2 separate regions of the Homo sapiens genome follow, and region 2 is linked to region 1. A link is an interaction called in ENCODE POLR2A ChIA-PET data of the cell type or tissue named here. Cell type or tissue: OCI-LY7. All regions are shown on one strand. Each heading gives the region's core, and the rest is flanking DNA. Links, peaks and the distances in the headings are about the cores only.

Region 1 (9,537 bases), core at 957-8,956:
TCCCAGGCTCCTGTGCAGTGAGGCCACCAAGGCTGGTTCTGTCTCCTTGTAATGTGACCAGCCCAGGAGTGAAGCTGGCCAGTCAGAGCCCCTTCCTGGGACTTTACACAGGGACATGGGGAGAAATGCTCTCTTTTTCTTCTCTTTCTTTTCTTTTTCTTTTTTTTTTTAGAGACAGGGTCTCGCTCTGTCACCCAAGCTGGAGTGCAGTGGTGTGATGATAGCTCACTGCAGCCTCAAACTCCTGGGCTCAAGTGATCCTCCTGTCTCAGCCTCCCAAAGTGTTGGGATTACAGGCATGAACCACCGTGCCTGGCTTCTTCCCTGTTTTCTAAGATGACACAAGCCAGGCCCTGTTTGTGGTCTCAGAGGTAAGTGTTATTTCCATTTTAGGCCATACCAACCCCAGTCAGGAAAGGCCAAGCCAGTCTCTTAGGAGCTGGGGTGGGCTCCTCACGGTACAGGCACCAGGATGGACAGATTTTCAATGCTCAGGGAACTACAGGCGTCTAATGTTTGGAGTAGTGTGGAGGAAGGGGGTGTGACACATGTGACTGTCTGCGGTCCACAGTATTGCTTGGCCTTGACGGTGGGCTCCCACCTGTGTCAGCATCAGGAAGCCTGGGGGTCTGTGTGGCCCCCTGGTGTTCTGCTGCCCAACCTCAGTCCCCATCCCCGTCCCCAGGGGAGTCCCACTCCCTCCTCTTCCTCTCCACCCAGCTCCAGGGGCACTTGAGTCAGGCCCGGCCAGGCTGAGTGCAGCCTCCTCTGCAACTAGTTCAGGAAGGGCAAGGGACCCAGTGGGAGCCACTGGAGTTAACCCAAGACTTGGACTCAAAACTTGCAGGGAAGAGAAATGCCCTCCATGCTTCTGGCTTGGGAGTTGAGAGGACCAGGCCTGGAGCCACTGGTGACCATCTTGCCACTATGAGGGGAGTGCCTGCTGTGAAGTGAATCACTGTAGAGCAACGCAGGGCCAGGGGTCCAGACAGCTGCGCTGCTGACACTTCAGCTGTGCCTGAAGCTTGTGTGGACTTTTTAAGTTATGTGAACCAATACATTCTCTTTTAACTTAAGCCGGTTTGGGCTGAATGATCTGACACTGGGAGACAAACGATGTCCTAACTGATACAGCTGTTTAAAAACAAAACCAGGCTTATGACCCCACCCCCACCACCCCAGAGAATCACATGCAGAGATCCGGGGTGGGCCTGGGCATCCATGTTTTTCTTTTTTCTTTAGGGGGGCAGGGCCCCACTCTGTCACCTAGGCTGGAGTGCACTGGCACAATCTTGGCTCACTGCAGCCTCTACCTCCCAGGCTCAAGTGATCCTTCTGCCTCAGCCCCCACTCCCCCTCCGAGTAGCTGGGACTATAGGCATGTGCCACCACACTGGGCTAATTTGTTTGTATTTTTGGTAGAGACCAGCTTTTGCCATGTTGCCAGGCTGGTTTCGAACCCCTGAGCTCAAGCAGTCTACCCGCCTCAGCCTCTCAAAGTGCTGGGATCACAGGCGTGAGCTACCACATCCAGCCTGCATCCATGCTTTTAAAGGTGACCCTGGCCACCTGGCAAGTTTGGGAACATCTCAGTGTATCCTGACCTCCTGATGGCTCTACACACCCCAGATTCTCTAGGCCCAGGTTCTTAGGATGATGGGGCTGGGGAAAAGGGCCCCAGCCCAGCCTGAGCACCTGGTGGGAGTGGGCTCTGTTTGGAGGCTGGTGGTAGCATGGATGCAGACAGGCCCTTGAGAGCAGGGCTGAGCACAGCCGGAGGGACTGTGAGCCTGGCAGGAAGACTGGGCGCACAGGGGACAAACCTTCATCCAGGGCTCTGCTTCCAGAGCTGCTGTCTGACTGCCAGGCTCCCTCTGGAGTGGGGTCTGGGTCTCTGGTCCCAGCATCTTCAGGTTCATTACTCTTGTCTCCTGGCTCTGGGTTGGCTAGCTGCGGGGTTGGGAGCTGGGAATCCTCTGACCTGCAGCCGTGGGAGAGACACAGGCATTGAGGAGGAGAGTACAGGACTCTTCCATTCCCCACTGTACATGGGCAAGCTGTCTATGAACACCCATTGTCACCCTGGCAGAGTCAGCTTCCCACAGTCCAGGAGGAAGTGCTAGATACTCAGATTCCCAGCATCCCTTGCAGCTAGGGCACAGGCATGGAACCCAGTTTTAGCCAATGGGACTCAAGGCAAAATCTTCTGCAACGGATTTTCATCCTTATAAAAAAAAACCTCTAGGAAAAGAAATGCCCCTTCCTTCCTGCCTTTAGACATTGTCATGTGAGAATGTGATGTTTGGAGCTGCAGCAGCCATCTTGTGACATGAAAAAATGTCTGAGAGAATTACTGAATAGCTGAACAAAAGCCTTAATGTCTTTTAGCTGTTGAGTTCATCAGCCCTAGGGCCACCCATCTCTGTACTTCTTATTATAGGGGAATTTTAAAAAAAGTTTTCATTGTTTCAGCTACTTTTTGTTTGTTTGTTTGTTTTTAAGAGATAGGGTCTCTATGTCACCCAGGCTGGAGTGCTGTGGCATGATCTTGGCTCACTGCAGCCAAACCTCCCGGGCTCAAGCGATCCTCCCACTTCAGCCCCACAATTAGCTGGGACTACAGGTATGCGCCACCACACCCAGCTAATTTTTGTATTTTTTTGTGGGGACAGGGTTTTGCCATGTTGCTTCCGCTGGTCTCGAACTCCTGAGCTCAGGCAATCTGCCTGCCTCGGCCTCACAAAGTGTTGGGATTACAGCCATGAGCCACTGCACCTAGCCTACTTTTTTTTTTTTTAATTTTTTAAATAGAGACAGAATCCTGTAATCCTAGCACTATGAGAGGCAGAGGCGGGTGGATGACCTGAGGTCAGGAGTTCGAGACCAGCCTGGCCAACATGGTGAAACCCTGTCTCCACTAAAAATATAAAAATTAGCTGGGTGTGGTGGCACACACCTGTAATCCCAGCTACTTGGGAGGCTGAGGCAGGAGAATCGCTTGAACCTGGGAGCCCAGGAGGTGGAGGCTGCAGTGAGCCGAGATCTACCACTGCACTCCAGCCTGGGCAACAGAGCCAGACTCCATCTCAAAAAAAAAACCAAAAAACAAAAAACAACAGAATCTCACTGTGTTGCCCAGGCTGTTCTCAAACTCCTGGTCTTAAGAGATCCTCCAGCGCCTTGGCCTCCAAAAGCACTGGGATTTCAGATGTGAGTCACCACACCCAACTAGTTTAAATTGCATTTCTGTTCCTTGCCCCCGAAAGCCTTTAATTGAAACATCTCCCTTCTCTGGGCTTTGGGGAACCTACATTACACCCCACCAATCACTTTTCTTGATATTTTAAGGGCCTGACCTTTTGAATATTCATTTTCCATTTCCCTGCAGTTACAAGATAGGGGAGAAAGAAAAATCTATCATAACATGCAAATATTCACTAATAAATGGGCCACTTATTAAACTGGCCACTTTATACTAGCATCTGTCCCTCATCCATCTCGTCGTAACAACCCGATAGAACCCAATATGAAGCAAAACCACATCTTGGAAAAGGGGAGGCCGAGTGGTGTTGGTCAGGGGGACACGGGAGAACTCGAATCGCAGGCAGAGCCACTGATGCGGGGCTGTGGCAGGGCTGGACTGGAATACAACCGAGGAAGTGAAAACCAGCAGGATGAGCACCAGCCAGGAGCATCAGGAGAGTGCTCTGCTGCACGAAGAAAACCTTTAAAAAAGCCAATGAGGCTGGGCACAGTGGCTCACGCCTGTAATCCTAGCACTTTGGGAGGCCAAGGCGGGTGGATCACGAGGTCAAGAGATTGAGACCAGCCTGGCCAACATGGTGAAACCCCATCTCTACTAAAAATAGAAACATTAGCTGGGTGTGGTGGCACGTGCCTGTAATCCCAGCTACTCGGGAGGCCAAGGCAGGAGAATCGCTTGAACCTGGGAGGCGGAGGTTGCAGTGAGCTGAGATCATGCCATTGCACTCCAGCCTCACGACAGATCAAGACTCTGTCTCAAAAGAAAAGAAAAAAAAAAGAAAAAAGAAAAGCCAACAAAGGCCTGAGATATTTTTGCAAAAGGGACCCTCCTCATGGTAAAGCTGCAAAAAGAAAACTTCCAAAAACAAAAAAACAAAACCCATAAAGGTAAGCGTGCACCACTGTGTTCTCACAGTTTTGTTGGAAAAATCACTCCAAAAGGAATAAAAGTCCTAAGTCATTCTGTGTTTGGTCTAAGAATGAGAGCACTGTACTCCAGTCATGGAGATTATTTTTTTTAAGAATGAAATGGCTAGACTGGGCACGGTGGTTCACACCTGTAATCCCAGCACTTTGGGAGGCCGAGGCAGATGGATCACTTGAGGTCAGGAGTTAGAGACCAGCCTGGCCAACATGGTGACACCACATCTCTACTAAAAATACAAAAATTAGCTGGGTGTGGTGGCGGGCACCTGTAATCCCAGCTACTCAGGAGGCTGTGGCGGGAGAATAGCTTGAACCCAGGAGGTGGCGGTTGCCGTAACCTAGATCGCACCACTGTACTGCAGCCTGGGTGAAAAGGTGAGGCTCCATCTCAAAAAAGAAAAAAAAAAAAAAGAATGAAATGGCTGAAAATATTACCTGGTCTTATTAAATAGTATGACAACTCATTTTCATACATTGTAGCTTTATTTTTCAATCTCCAAAGAGTCCCCATTTTATTTTTATTTTATTATTTATTTACTGAGATTGAGTCCTGCTCTGTCACTCAGGGTGGAGTGCAGTGGCGCGATCTCAGCTCACTGCAACTTCCACCTCCTGGGTTCAAGCGATTGTCATGTCTCAGCCTCCCAAGTAGCTGGGACTACAGGCGCCCGCCACCATGCCCGGCTAACTTTTGTATTTTTAGTAGAGTCGAGGTTTCCATGTTGCCCAGGCTGGTCTCGAACTCTTGACCTGAGGTGATCCGCCCGCCTCGGCCCCAGAAAGTGCTGAGATTACAGGCGTGGACCACCGCACCCGCCCTGAGTCCCCATTTTACATGTTTTACATGGACTCGCTGAGTGGACTTCCTATGACCAAATATTATTGGAACACAAAGACCCCTGCTCGGGAGGTGCCATTCGGAGCCATGGCCCCTTGCTGAGCCTCTCACTGCGCAGGTGGAAGCCCTGCAGCACCCAGGAGGGGCAGGCAGGGAGCCTCCCGCGGCTGATCCGCGTGACTGGGGTGAGCCCCCGCGGAGAGTCTGGGCAGGTGAGGGGCGCGGGCTCCCGGCCCGGGCTCCGTCAGGTGGACTTGGCACTTGGAGGGCCCGCGAGCCCAAGAGGGGAGCCAGCCGGCAGCGCGCACAGCCCAAACGGGGCACGGGCGCCGGGGCCCCCTGCAGCGCCTCCCCATGGCCAGCTCCCCGCCGGCACCTCGGCTGCGAGCACCGCCGCCGCCCGCGGGGCCTCCCCGTGCTCATCAGCATAACCCCACCCTGGCCACCGTGAGTGGCCCAGGGCTGCACGGGTAGCCAATGAAACACAAGGAGCGTCTGCAGGCGTCTGCAGGCGTTTCCGGCGTTTCGCTGACTGCCTGAGGGCGCGGAGCATGATGACCGACGAAGCGGGAAGTTGTGCCTCTGAGGGGGCCGTCCGGAGATGCTTGGGGGCTGCAGATAGAGCCCAAAGATGACGGCAAAAGAAACAGGACCCTTAGTAACATCAGTTGAGCTGCTGGATCAGGCTTTGCCTAAAGCCAGGGCTAACCCTGGAATTTCGTGTTTTTTGAGCCCATGACTCTGATTCATAAAATCCTGCATTCAGGGTCCCCCAGTGCAAGCCGAGAATGGGCACGTTGCTTAGCAGCAACCAGTGTGAAAACCCCCGGGTGGGGATTCTTGCTTCAATGTGAGACCGCGTGACTACAGCTTAGGTCATAATAGTTGAGATCTCACTGGGGAGGTGCCAGTATCTCCCTACTCCACAGGCTCCAGACTACAGCCTGGAGAAGAAAAGACACAAGGGAATAAGGTCACTGTCTCCAAGACTCAAGGGTAGAGGCAGGTACCTGGTTATATGGCCCCATAGGGAGGTGTTTAACTGGGGTGAGACAGCAAAGATGGGAGTTGGTAATCAAAGGGAGGCGATTTTAGCTCACTGGGAGGAACAACTTTCTCGCAGGAACTGCTGATGAAGAATGATGGATGTGCTGTGGAAGGCAGTGAGCTTCTTGGCAGAGGAGGTATGTCAGCAGGTAAGGGACTTCAGCGGCTGGAATTGTGAATACAGTTGGAGGTTGAATTAGACATTAATATTGAAATCTTTCCACTATGAGATGCTGCTGCTTCTTCTATTCCCTAAATCATTTAAGGGTTTCAACAAGCAAAATGAGATGGAGGGACAGCTTTTACCCCCAGGGGCCTGTTTAAATGTTTCCTGGCACAGGCTGCCTGGGGTGGACTGGATCCCCACACTCCACCTCCTAGCACTTGCATGTGTCTTAGAAAGCCTGCTCCAGGCACAGCTTCCTGCACGGACAGCAACGACAATACCAACTAAACCCTTCAGAATGTTCTGAAAGCTGTTCTCAATATTTCAAACATCTTCCTCATGAAAACCCTATAACAGGTAAGGTCATTATCTCCATTTACAGAGGAGGAAACCAAAGCACTAAGAGCTGGAGGAAGCTGCTGGAGCCGCACCGCGGGAGAGGTGGGGTCTGCACTCAGGCGGGAGGCTCCAGGCCCACATGCCAGGCACAAGGGAAGCTTGGAAGGCAGGCTCTGGAATGACCCGGCCCAGCTGCCGTTGTCAGTGGGTAACTCCAGGTCACAGGCAGTGAAGCTGGGAAGAGAACAGAGCCATCTGGAGAGCAGGACAGATGAGGACACTCTTTGGAATTTTCCAAGAAGTAAAATGTGGCTACAGAGAAATGGAACAAGTGCTTCCTCAGGGAGCCCTGGGGTGTGCTACTGTTGTCTAGTGACCAGTATTCAACTGCTTCTCCCATTGCCCCTCTCTCTGCTGGATTATTCAGCAGATCAGCCACCCCTCATCACACTCACATGCTATAATAGCTCCACCTTCAAACAAGCAAATACACAAAACATCCTCTGACCATATGACTTTCCCAGCTACCACCCTTACTCTGCCCTACTTGACAGAAAACTTGAAAGCACTGTGCCTACTACACATGCTGCCCCAATCATGTCTTGGTCCCCGTCACATCACCCACGGCACTGGGCTGCCAAGCCCAATGGCCAGTTCTCAGCACGCATTTGACTTGGCCTAAAGAGAAAGGATTGGACATCAGATTCCTCCCTCGCTTACACACTCTTCCCGTGGCTTCCGGGAGACTGCTCTCCTCTGGGATTCCTCCTGCCTCCCTGGCACTCTTCGCCATTTTGCCTCTCCGTCCCGACCCCTAATGCCGGTGAGCCCTGGGATGCCCTCTGAGGACCTCTTCTCTCCTCAGTGTGCACTCGCTCTAGGAGGAGTCTCAGCCAACGCCATGGCTTTGCGTGCCCATGACTTCCTACTTCTTATCTCCAGCTCTGGCCTCTCTCTTGAACCTCGGGCTCAGATCCAGTTCCTGACAAGCGCCCGAACTTAACTGTGGCACCTCTATTTGGATGTCCCACAGGCTTCTCACAGCCTCTCATGCCACCTGGACTTGTCCTGGTCTTCCTCCATCTGCTCCTCCCTCCCTCAGTGAAGTGTGCCATCACCCACTTGACCACCCAAAGAGTGGCCGCTGGGTTTGGCTCCAGCAAGTAGTGCCCAGAAAATCCTCCTGGTTCTTCGTTCTCCCACCCCAACAAAAATGTCACTTTCTCAGAACTCACCTCTCCCTCTGCTATGGTTTGAATGTGTCCCCCAAAGTTCACGTGTTGGAAACCTAATCCCCAATGCAACAGTGTAGAGAGGTGGGGCCTTGAAGAGGTGATCAGGCCATGAGAGCTCTGCCCTCACGAGTGGATCCACACCATTACTGCAGGAGTGGGCTCCAGATACAGGAATGCGTTTGTCTCCCTCTCTCCCTCTTTTGTTCTTCTACCTTCTTCCCTGGAACGGTGCACCAAGAAGCCTATGGCCAGATGTGACATGCCCTTTACTTCCCAGCCTCCAGAACCCTTAGCTAAATTTCTGTTTTTCTTTTTCTTTTTTTTTTTCTTTTTTTTTGCGACGGAGTCTTGCTCTGTCACCCAGGCTGGAGTGCAGTGGTGCAATCTCGGCTCACTGCAACCTCTGCCTCTCAGGTTCAAGTGATTCTCCTGCCTCAGCCTCCCGAGTAGTTGGGACTACAGGTGTGTGCAACCATGCCTGGCTAATTTTGTATTTTTAGTAGAGAAAGGGTTTTACCATGTTGGCCAGGCGGGTCTTGAACTCCTGGCCTCAAGTGATCTGCCTGACTCGGCTTTCCAAAGGTGCTGGGATTACAGGTGTGAGCCACTAGACCCAGCCCCAAATTTCTTTTCTTTATAAATTACCCAGTCTGTGGTATTCTGTTACAGCAGAACAAATAAATATGAATAAGACACCTCTCCTGGCTCCTAGAGCCCTCGTGTGGTGTGTTATGGTGTTTCTCTCTCACCAGACTGGGATTTCCTTGAGGACAGTTAGCACAGGGACTGAGTGGCCCAATGAAGGTTTGTCAAATGAATGAATGGGATTTAGGGGTGGAAGTGCAAGGAAAGGCCAGGCCAGGGACAAGACCAGAGCCTGGGTAAGCATCCAGTTTACTCCTATCACCTATTCACCTGCTCTTGGATTGTTCCAGAAAGGACAGAGAAGGAAGAGCACTAGATCTGGAGCCACAAGACATGGGTTGAGTCCTACCATTCCCAGTTCCTATCAGCTTTGTCCTGTGGAATGGGGCTAAGCCCTCTGTGCACCTCAGAGAGGGGTGGACCCTACGTGATAGGATAATGCAGATTCCTAAGCTGCAGACATTTTTGGTCATTTGTCCTTTTATTTACTAATACATATTTTATGTAGTGGTAAATATTATAACCAATAATGAAAACCCAGCATCTCTTGCCATAAATAGTAACCATTGTTAAATTTAAGAATCAAGAGGTGGCCAGGCGCGGTGGCTCACGCCTGTAATCCCAGCACTTTGGGAGGCCGAGGCGGGTGGATCATGAGGTCAGGAGGTCGAGACCATCCTGGCTAACATGGTGAAACCTCGTCTCTACTAAAAATACAAAACCAAAATTAGCCAGGCATGGTGGCGGGCGCCTGTAGTCCCAGCTACTCGGGAGGCTGAGGCAGGAGAATGCCGTGAACCCAGGAGGCAGAGCTTGCAGTGAGCCAAGATCGCACCACTGCGCTCTAGCCTGCACTCTAGCCTGGGTGACTGAGCAAGACTCAAGACTCTGTCTCAAAAAAAAAAAAAAAAAGAAGCAAGAGGCCATTAGCCTGAGGCTGTCTCTGTACTTTGAGTGATGATCTGAAGCCGAACTTAGTATGTGAAGAAATCAAACTCTAATTTAGAAGCATATATTTGTAACAAATAGCAGGCTGAGCTCCCCAAACCTCTGCTGTCCCTGACAGCTGCCCAATT
Region 2 (9,537 bases), core at 1,004-9,003, 180 kb before region 1:
TCACATTGTTGTGAGCCATCACAACTCTCCATTTCCGGAATTTTTCATCTTCCCAAACTGATACTCTGTACTCATTAAACACTAACTCCCCATTCTTTCTCACCCCAGCCACTGGCAACCAGTACTTTCTGTCTCAAGGAATTAGACTATTCCGCATACCTCATATAAGTGAAATCTCATTTGTCCATATGTAGTTGGTTTATTTCACTTAGCATACAATTCTCAAAGTTTACCCCTGTTGCAGCATGTGTCAGAATCTCATTCCTTTTCAAGGCTGGATAATATCTCATTGTGTGTGCAATAATACTCCATTCTGCATTTTGTTTATCCATTAATCCATTGTTGGATGTTTGGGTTACTTGTGCCTTTCAGCTATTGTAAATGATGCTGGTATGATGACTGGTATACACAAAACCGTTAAAATCCTTGCTTTTGATTCCTTGCAATATATACGTAGAAATGAAATTGCTGGATCATATGGCGGTTTGGTTTAAATTTTTAAGGACTCATCAAACTGTTTTCCAGAGAGACCCACCAGCAATGCATGAGGGTTCCAATTCGTCCACATTCTTGCCACCACTTGTTATTTCCTATTTTCGTTCCATTTTAAGGCCAAGTAATCTTCCATTGAAGAGTATATACCGTGTTTTGTGTACCTGTTCATCTATTGATGAACATGAGTTGTTTCTGCCTTTTGGCTGTTGTGAACAATGCTAATGCTTCAATGACCATTGGTGTTTGTGTCCCTGTGTTTAATTCTTTGGGGTATACACCTAGGAGTAGAATTGCTGGGTCATATGGTAAGTCTATGTTTAACTTTTTGTTTTGTTCTGTTTTGTTTTTGAGACAGAGTCTCGCTCTGTCGCCCAGGCTGGAGTGCAGTGGTATGATCTCGGCTCACTGCAACCTCTGCCTCCCAGGTTCAAGCGATTCTCCTGCTTCAGCCTCTCGAGTAGCTGGGATTACAGGCACCCACCACCACGCCCAGCTAACTTTTGTAAATTTAGTAGAGACGGGGTTTCACCATATTGGCCAGGCTGGTCTCAAACTCCTGACCTCAAGTGATCCACCCGCCTCGGCCTCCCAAAGTGTTGGGATTACAGGCATTAGCCACTGCGCCTGGCCTGGTTGGATTGTTTTCTAGAGACACCAGCAGTTATTTCTTTGACTTCGGTTTGATTAACTGATGACTAGAAGAGGTGATAAAATTACTGTACTTAGAAAATATTATATGAAATATATCTATATAGGAGGGCTGGGTGCGGTGGTTCACACCTGTAATCCCAGCACTTTGGGAGGCTGAGGTGGGCAATCACTTGAGGTCAGGAATTCAAATCTCTACTAAAAATACAAAAATTAGCCAGACGTGATGACGGGAGCCTGTAATCCCAGCTACTCAGGAGGCTGAGGCAAGAGAATAGCTTGAACCCAGGAAGCGGAGGTTGCAGTGAACGGAGATCGTGCCATTGCACTCTAGCCTGGGTGACAAGAGTGAAATTCTGTCTCAAAATAAAATAAAATAAAAATAAAAACAAAGCTTAGCTAGGCATGGTGGCGGATGCCTGTAGTACCAGCTATTTGGGAGGCTGAGGCAGGAGAATTGCCTGAACCCGGGAGGCAGAGGTTGCGGTGAGCAGAGATCGCGCCAATGCACTCCAGGCTGGGTGACAAGAGCGAAATTCCATCTCAAAGAAAATAAAATAGGCTGGGCACAGTGGCTTACACCTGTAATCCTAACATTTTGGGAGGCCGAGGCGGGCAGATTGCCTGATCTCAGGAGTTCGAGACCAGCCTGGGCAACATGGTGAAACCCTGTTTCTACTAAAATAAAAAAATAAAAAAATAAAATTAGCCAGGCATGGTGGCGTGCGCCTGTAGTCCCACCTACTCGGGAGGCTGAGGCAGGAGAATTGCTTGAACCAGGAGGCAGAGGTTGCAGTGAGCCGAGATCGTGCCACTGCACTCCAGCCTGGCAACAGAGTGAGACTCCGTCTCAAAAAAAAAAATAAATAAATAAAATAAAATAAAAATAAAAACAAAAATTAGCTGGCCAGGCACGGTGGCTCACACCTGTAATCCCAACACTTTGGGGGGCCAAGGCGGGCAGATCACCTGAGGTCAGGAGTTTGAGACCAACCTGGCCAACATGGAGGAACCCTGTCTCTACCAAAAATACAAAAATTGGCCAGGCGTGGTGGCATGCGCCTGTAGTCCCAGCTACTCAGGAGGCTGAGGCAGGAGAATCGCTTGGACCCGGGAGGTGGAGGTTGCAGTGAGCCGAGGTCGCGCCACTGCACTCCAGCCTGGGTGACAGAGGGAGACTCCGTCTCAAAAAAAAAAAAAAAAAAATTAGCTAAGCGTGGTGACAGACGCCTGCAGTCCCAACTACTTGGGAGGCTGAGGCAGGATAATTGCCTGAACCCAGAAGGCGGAGGTTGCAGTGAGCCGAGATCACGCCACTGCACTCCATCCAGCCTGGGCAACAGAGCGAGACTCCATCTCAAAAAAAAAAAAAAAAAATATATATATATATATAGAGAGAGAGAGAGAGTAGAATATTAAAGTATAAGAAAAAAACATAAAATATTTTATGTATTGCTAGTTTCATATAGACTACAAATGTCCTTGAATCAATTAATGCATTCCTTTTATAAAGATTTATATAATGCTATAAAATCCATGATTTATATTTACTTGGCTTGTCCTAGGCTGGGACAGCCTGAGATATTTTGTACGTGGACTCTGCCAACTCATTTGTGTTTATTTCTCAGAAAGACAGTTCCAGAACACAAGCTGATTATCTGAAAGCCTGCTGGATAAAGTAAAATATTTAAAAGCAAACAATGTTTATAGTTGCTCTGATTCAGCACAATTTAGATTCTGTTTTGGCAAAGAAAACTTAACGTTCTGCTACTTCTCAGCCACCATCAATAGGGAGAGCTTCAAGCCCCTTATCCAAGTGACCATCCTTGCAAAGGCAGCCTCTGGAGACAGTGGCTGGCAGCCAGCGTGGACAGGCCTCTCAGGCTGCATCGTGCCTTTATGTCACTTTGGCACATTTGTTTGCAAAATCAGGGCTGACTTGTGTTGTTTTAATTTGAAGCGAAATGAAGGGATAAGAATTCAACTAGAGACTTAAAAAGGAAATAAATTCTGAGCATGAGCTACAACATGGGTGAACCTTGAGGACATCATGCTAAGTGAATAAGCCAGTCACAAAAGGAAAATACTGTATGGTTCTACTTACATGAGGGCCCTAGAGTAGTCAAATTCATAAAGACAGAAGGCAGAATGACAGTTGCTAGGGGGTGGGGGAAGGGAAAATGGGGAGTTAGTGTTTCATGGGGACAGAGTTTCAGTTGAGGAAGACAAAAAAGTTCTGAGATGGATGGTGGTGACGGTTGCCCAACAATGTGAATGTACTTAGTGCCACCGGACTCTTCACTTAAAGTGGTAAATTTTATGTTATGTGTATATATATATACACACACACACACACATATATATATATACGTATATATATGTATATGTATGTGTGTGTGTATATATATATATATATATATATATATATTTTTTTTTTTTTTTTTTGAGATGGAGTCTCACTCTGTCGCCCAGGCTGGAGTGCATTGGCGCCATCTCTGCTCACTGCAAGCTCCGCCTCGCGGGTTCACGCCATTCTCCTGCCTCAGCCTCTCCGAGTAGCTGGGACTACAGGTGCCTGCCACCACGCCCGGCTAATTTTTTTGTATTTTCAGTAGAGACGGGGTTTCACCTTGGTCTCGATCTCCTGACCTCGTGATCCGCCCACCTCAGCCTCCTAAAGTGCTGGGATTACAAGCGTGAGCCACCGCGCCCGGCCATTATGTATATTTTACCACAATAAAACATTCAGATAGAGAATCCACTCCAAAGCTGCAGAAGGCCTTGGCTTGTAAAACAGAAATCTGCTAGCCAAGCATGGTGGTATATACCTGTAGTCCTAGCCACTTGGGAAGCTGAGATGGGAGAATCGCTTGAACCCAAGAGTTCAAGGTTTCAGTGAGCTAGGATTGTGCCACTGCACTCCAGCCTGGGCAACAGAGGGAGACCCTGTCTCTAAAACAGCAACAACAAAAACAACCAGAAATCTGTTTAGTCTTCCTTTAATGAACACTGACCCTTTTAAAAAAATCAACTTAAAATGTAGTGAGGTGGGCAGGGCACAGTGGCTCACGTCTGTAATCCTAGCACTTAGGGAGGCTCAGGCTGGGGGATCACTTGAGGTTAGGAGTTTAAGACAAGCCTGGCCAACATGGTGAAACCCCTTCTTTACAAAAACACAAAAATTAGTTGGGCATGGTGGTACATGCCTGTAGTCCCAGCTACTCAGGAGGCTGAGGCAGGAGAATTGCTTGAACCCAGGAGGTGGAGGTTGCAGTGAGCTGAGATCATGCCACTGCACTCCAGCCTGGGCAACAAAGTGAGACTTGGTCTCAAAAAAAAAAAAAAAAAGTGGTGAGGTGGAGACTTAGAAATTAAAAAAAAAAAATCCTTCCAGATTAAAGTTCTAAGTCAGACTCGGTGTCAGATGCAGTGGGCGCAGGGGGTCAGTATCCAGGGCCATCATTCTGCCACGTACACAATGTGGCCAGGCTGATGACAGGCTCAGCCTGCCTTTGTACACTTGTCCCTTTCAATTTAACAAATGGCTGTAAGCACCTACTCTAGGCCAGCACTAGGGAGACAGAAAATACTTGTGACCCAGTCCTGTCCTAGGAGCAGCCATCCTGGTGGGGAAGCCCCCATGTGTTTCTGTAGAACCTTTCAGCCCAGTACATAGCATACCTGATGGAGTGGGGGCGGGGCTCTGCCAGGGCATCTCCTCCTGAGGGTGTGTGGGTCACTGCCTGCAAAGACTGTGACCCAAGGATGCGTGGTTCACCTGGGAGTTGGCAGGAACGGCAAGCACAAGAGTGGTCCAGGCAGAGTATGTGCAGGGCATGAAGGCAGGAAACTCCCAAAAACTCTCCACAGCCCATGTGGCTGCAGGGAGAGGCAAACCTAGACCACAGAGGCCCACATGGCTTTAGCGTGTCCTGGTGTCATAGAATACTCTGCTTGTATGGTAGGCTCTTGTCATTTGTAGGCTGAAGCAGTCTTAGTTTGGCCTGTTCTCTGGTGACCCTGAAGGTCCAGGACAGTGTTACTTGGTCATTCTGCTAAGGCATAGAGTTGGGCTTTTCTTGGCTGAGAGCGGGAGAACTTTGTTGTTGCCATTGTTTGCTTACCTCACTACGTGGCATTCTCCCGTTGGCAGTGTTTGTGTGTTTATGTTTTGGCAAAGCTCTCTCTAAACACAGCCCTGGTAAAGTAAACTCCATAAGGCTGGGCACAGTGGCTCACACCTATCATCCCAGCATTTTGGGAGGCCAAGGTGGGTGGATTGCTTGAAGCCAGGAGTTCGAGACCAGCCTGGGCAACATAGGGAGACCCTATCTTTACAAAAAATACAGAAATTAGCTGGGACTCACACCTGTGGTCCCAGCTACTGGGGAGGCTGAGGTGGGAGGATCATTTGAGCTTGGGAGGCAGAGGTTGCAGTGAGCCGAGATCATGCCACTGCACTCCAGTCTGGGCAACAGAGAGAGACCCTGTGTCAAAAACAACAACAACAACAACAACTCCATAAGCCAGATGATCCTCTGTGTCATCTGCAGTGCCTGGAACATGCCTGTCACACAGTAGGTTCTCAATAAATGTTTGCTGAGTGTACTTTTTTTTTTTGCAACCCTATTAACTGAAGAATGAATTATTGAATCATTTGCCAGAGTTCTACTGCATTTGGTTCTGTATTCTTCTCTATTGGAGTGTAGCCCGTGGGCAGGGACAGTGTCTCTTTAGTAGGAGCCAAGAATTAAATGAATCCTGTTAAATTACCATGTTACTTATAAGCAAATGCAGGTTCAGGGCTGATGCAGAAACAGAATTTTTGCTAATGTGATTTTGGCTATATGTTTTTTACATTCATTTACATACCAAAATTCGGGTAATATCTACTTTTTAATTCTAAATTTATTCAGTTATTTAGTTTATTTACTTAGTTTTTCTAAAGTTTCAACTAATTAAAATTTCCTAGCTTTATTTTATGATTTTGATCAGAATTTGTATATTATTCCTACCTATTCAAACTGTGTATAAAACCGTATAAAACAGCTTTTCACATGAAGAAATATGATGTCTATTTTAATGCCTCTTTTGTTTTTTGTATAATATAGGTACAGGGGGAATGAAACTAATAATTATTCAGTGGCCAGTAAATACTAGGCTTGAGCTGGGCACTTTTACATATGCAATCTCATTTCATTTAAGCCTCACAAAGTCATGTGAAGATGATCTATGTTTTGGAGACAAGAAAACTGAGCTCACAGAGGTTGAAGAACTTGCTCCAAGATAAAGTCCTGATTCAAACCCTGTTCTGACTGTTTTCAAAATGTATGTTTTTTTGGTATTTCTATAGCACTCAGTAATGGTTATTGGACTGTAAGCAACAGAAATTGTGCATTTAAGGTATGAGGACACTCTGGGCACAGTGGCTCCTGCCTGTAGTCCCAACTACTCAGGAGGCTGAGGCAGGAAGATTACCTGACTCCTGGAGTTTAGGGCTGTAGTGAGCCATGACTGTACCACTGCATTCCAGCCTGGGCAACAGAGCAAGATCCCATCTCTAAATAAATTAACAAAAATTTAAATATAAAGCAACTATTATCAATATGTTAAAGGTTACAACAGACATAATGAATGAAAAGATTAGTTATTGCTGGAGAGAAATGGAAACTTAAAAGTAGCCAGGCTGGGCATGGTGGCTCACACCTATAATCCCAGCAGTTTGGGAGGTCAACATAGGAGGATCACTTGAGGCCAGAAGTTCAAAACCAGCCTGGCCAACATGGTGAAACCCCATCTTTATTAATAATACAAAAATTAGCTGGGCATGGTGGCATGCACTTGTAATCCCAGCTACTTGGGAGGCTGAGGCAGGAGAATCACTTGACCCTGGGAGGTGAAGGTTGCAGTGAGCCAACATTGCGCCACCACACTCCAGCCTGGACGACAGAGTGAGACTCCATCTCAAAAAAAAAAAAAAAAGAAAGAAAAGAAATACCTGAGACTGGGTATTTTATTGAGAAAAGAGGTTTAATTTCTCACAGTTCTGTAGGCTGTACAAGCATGGCACCAGCATCTATCTTATCAGCTTCTGGGGAGGCCTCGGGGAGCTTTCACTCATGATGGAAGGTGAAGCAGGAGCAGGCACATCATCACATGGTGAAGGCAGGAGCAAGACAGTGTAGGGGGAAGGTGCCACACGCTTAAACAACCAATCTTATGATAACTCACTCACCATTGCAAGGACAGCACCAAGCCATGAGGGATCTGCCCCATGACCCAAACCCCTCCACCAGGCCCCACCTCCAACATTAGGGATTACATTTCAACATGAGATTTGAGTGGCGACAAATATCCAAACTATATATCATATGCCCTTAGGGAATTGCAAATTAAAACAAAAATGAGATACTATTACACATCTATTAGAATGGCCAAAATCTAAAACACTGACAATATCAAATGCTGACAAGGATGTTGAGCAACAGGAACTCTCATTCATTGCTCAGGGGAAGGGCAAATGGTACAGACACTTTGGAAGACAATTTGGCAGTTTCTTACAAAAATTAAATATACTCCTACCATATGAACCAGCAATTTGCTTTGTGGTTATTTAACCAAATGAACTGAAAATATGTCCACAAAAAACCTGCACACAGATGCTTATACCAGCTTTATTCATGATTGTCAAAACTTGGAAGCCACCAAGATGTCCTTCAGCAGGTGAATGGATAAACTGTAGTACATTCAGACAATGGAATAGCATTCAGCACTAAAAAATGAACTATCAAGACATGAAAAGACATGGAGGACCCATAAACGCGTATCACTAAGTGAAAGATGCCAATCTGAAAAGGCTACATACTGTGTGATTCCAAATACTGTACATAACAGTCTGGAAAAGCAAAAATACGGAGAAGTCCAGGTTGCCAAGGATTAGGAGAGAGTGATGAATAGGCAGAGCACAGAGATTTTGGGGGCAGTGACAACCACTCTGTATGATACTACAAAAGTGGATACATATCGTTATACTTTTGTCCAAACCCATATAATGTATGGCACCAAGAGTGAACCCTAATGTAAATTATGAACTTTTGGGGGTAATGATGAATCAGTGAAAGTTCATTGATTGTAACAAATCTATCACTCTAGTGGAGATGCTGATCCTTGTTTATGCATGTGTGGGGGCAGGGAATGAATGGGAACTCTGTACTTTCTGCTCAATTTTGCTATGAACTTAAAACTGCTCAAAACAATGTTCTGGGCTGGCCACCATGGCTCACACCTGTAATCTCAGCACTTTGGGAGGCCAAGGCACTTTGCATCACTTTACTCAGGAGTTTGAGACCAGCCTGAGCAACACAGTGAAACTTCATCTCTATCAAAATTTTTAAAAAACCCAATGTTCTGGAATTAGTGATAACAACTAATTTGATGTCATGGCACTATGAATGTACTAAAACCTACTGAATTGTACATTTTAAAAGGGTGGCTTTTATGGTATGTCAATTATATCTCAATAAAGCTGTTATTAAAAAGACACTATTTCACAAGATTATTGTGTGGATTAAACAAGATCATGTGGCATTTTGTATATGTCTGTTATAATACTTGGTAAATACTGTTTTGTAAATACTTGTTGCCTTCTACCCATAGACATTAACAGCTGCAGAGCCTGGCCTGGGCTGTCTTTTCAACTTTAGTTTTATTTTTATATTTTACTTTTTAGAGACAGGGTTTCACTCTGTTGTCCAGGCTGGAGTGCAGTGGCACGATCATGGGTCACTGCAGACTTGACCTGTTGGGCTCAAGCAATCCTCCTGCCTTGGCCTCCTAAGTAAGCTGGGAGTACAAGCACCCACACCACCACTGGCTAAGCTTTGTATCCTCAGTGTTTAGCTTAATACCTGGCATTTGGTGCTTAAGGAAGGAATTGCAGGTGAGAGACAAAGTAGAGAGAAGGACCACAGATGACTCCAAGGCTTCTAATCTGGACTAACAGATGAGTGGTGGCTGACACAGACTTTAAAATGATAAGCTGGTTTTGTTTGCTTGTTTGTATATTTGGTAAAGTACATTGTAGTTTAAATGAGTTGTATTTGAACAGTGTGTGGAAATGCCCGGTTTAATCTATCCAAATTTTAAGTAAAGATACAAGTCCCAAATTCAAAAAGGAGGTGAGGGCTGGGTGTGGTGGCTCACACCTGTAATCCCAGCACTTTGGGAGGCCAAAGCGGGTGGATTATCTGAGGTCAGGAGTTAGAAACCAGCCTGGCCAACATGGTGAAACCCCATCTCTACTAAAAAAAAAAAATACAAAATTAGCTGGGCGTGGTGGCACATGCCTGTAATCCCAGCTATTTGGGAGGCTGAGGCAGGAGAATTGCTTGATCC

What was found. ChIA-PET counts read pairs that join two places held together with the same protein. Peaks named below come from ENCODE experiments on the same cell type or tissue, not always from the same donor. Only the 100,000 strongest peaks of a DNase experiment are listed, where the experiment ranks them.
Region 2: POLR2A ChIA-PET joins it to region 1 with 5 read pairs; 5 of 35 experiments call an interaction of 5 or more read pairs at or near these places.

The regions. Positions count from the first base shown.
Region 1 is chr3:129,023,147-129,032,683 of GRCh38, reverse strand. It overlaps EFCC1 (EF-hand and coiled-coil domain containing 1), which reads right to left. Exons shown (of 8, transcript NM_001377500.1): 3 at 1,824-1,981. It also overlaps a transcript of CFAP92 not described here. Among named protein-coding and RNA genes, the nearest start is that of EFCC1, 27 kb to the right of the region's middle. RefSeq lists a silencer at 5,119-5,608. In OCI-LY7, for the core only: CTCF peaks have their summits at 5,185, 5,385, 8,317 and 8,534; DNase peaks (open chromatin) are centred at 5,483 and 8,543; H3K4me3 peaks cover 1,736 bases; H3K27ac peaks cover 2,087 bases.
Region 2 is chr3:129,201,016-129,210,552 of GRCh38, reverse strand. No RefSeq gene overlaps it. Among named protein-coding and RNA genes, the nearest start is that of CNBP, 22 kb to the right of the region's middle. In OCI-LY7, for the core only: no CTCF peak of the experiment used is centred there; no DNase peak of the experiment used is centred there.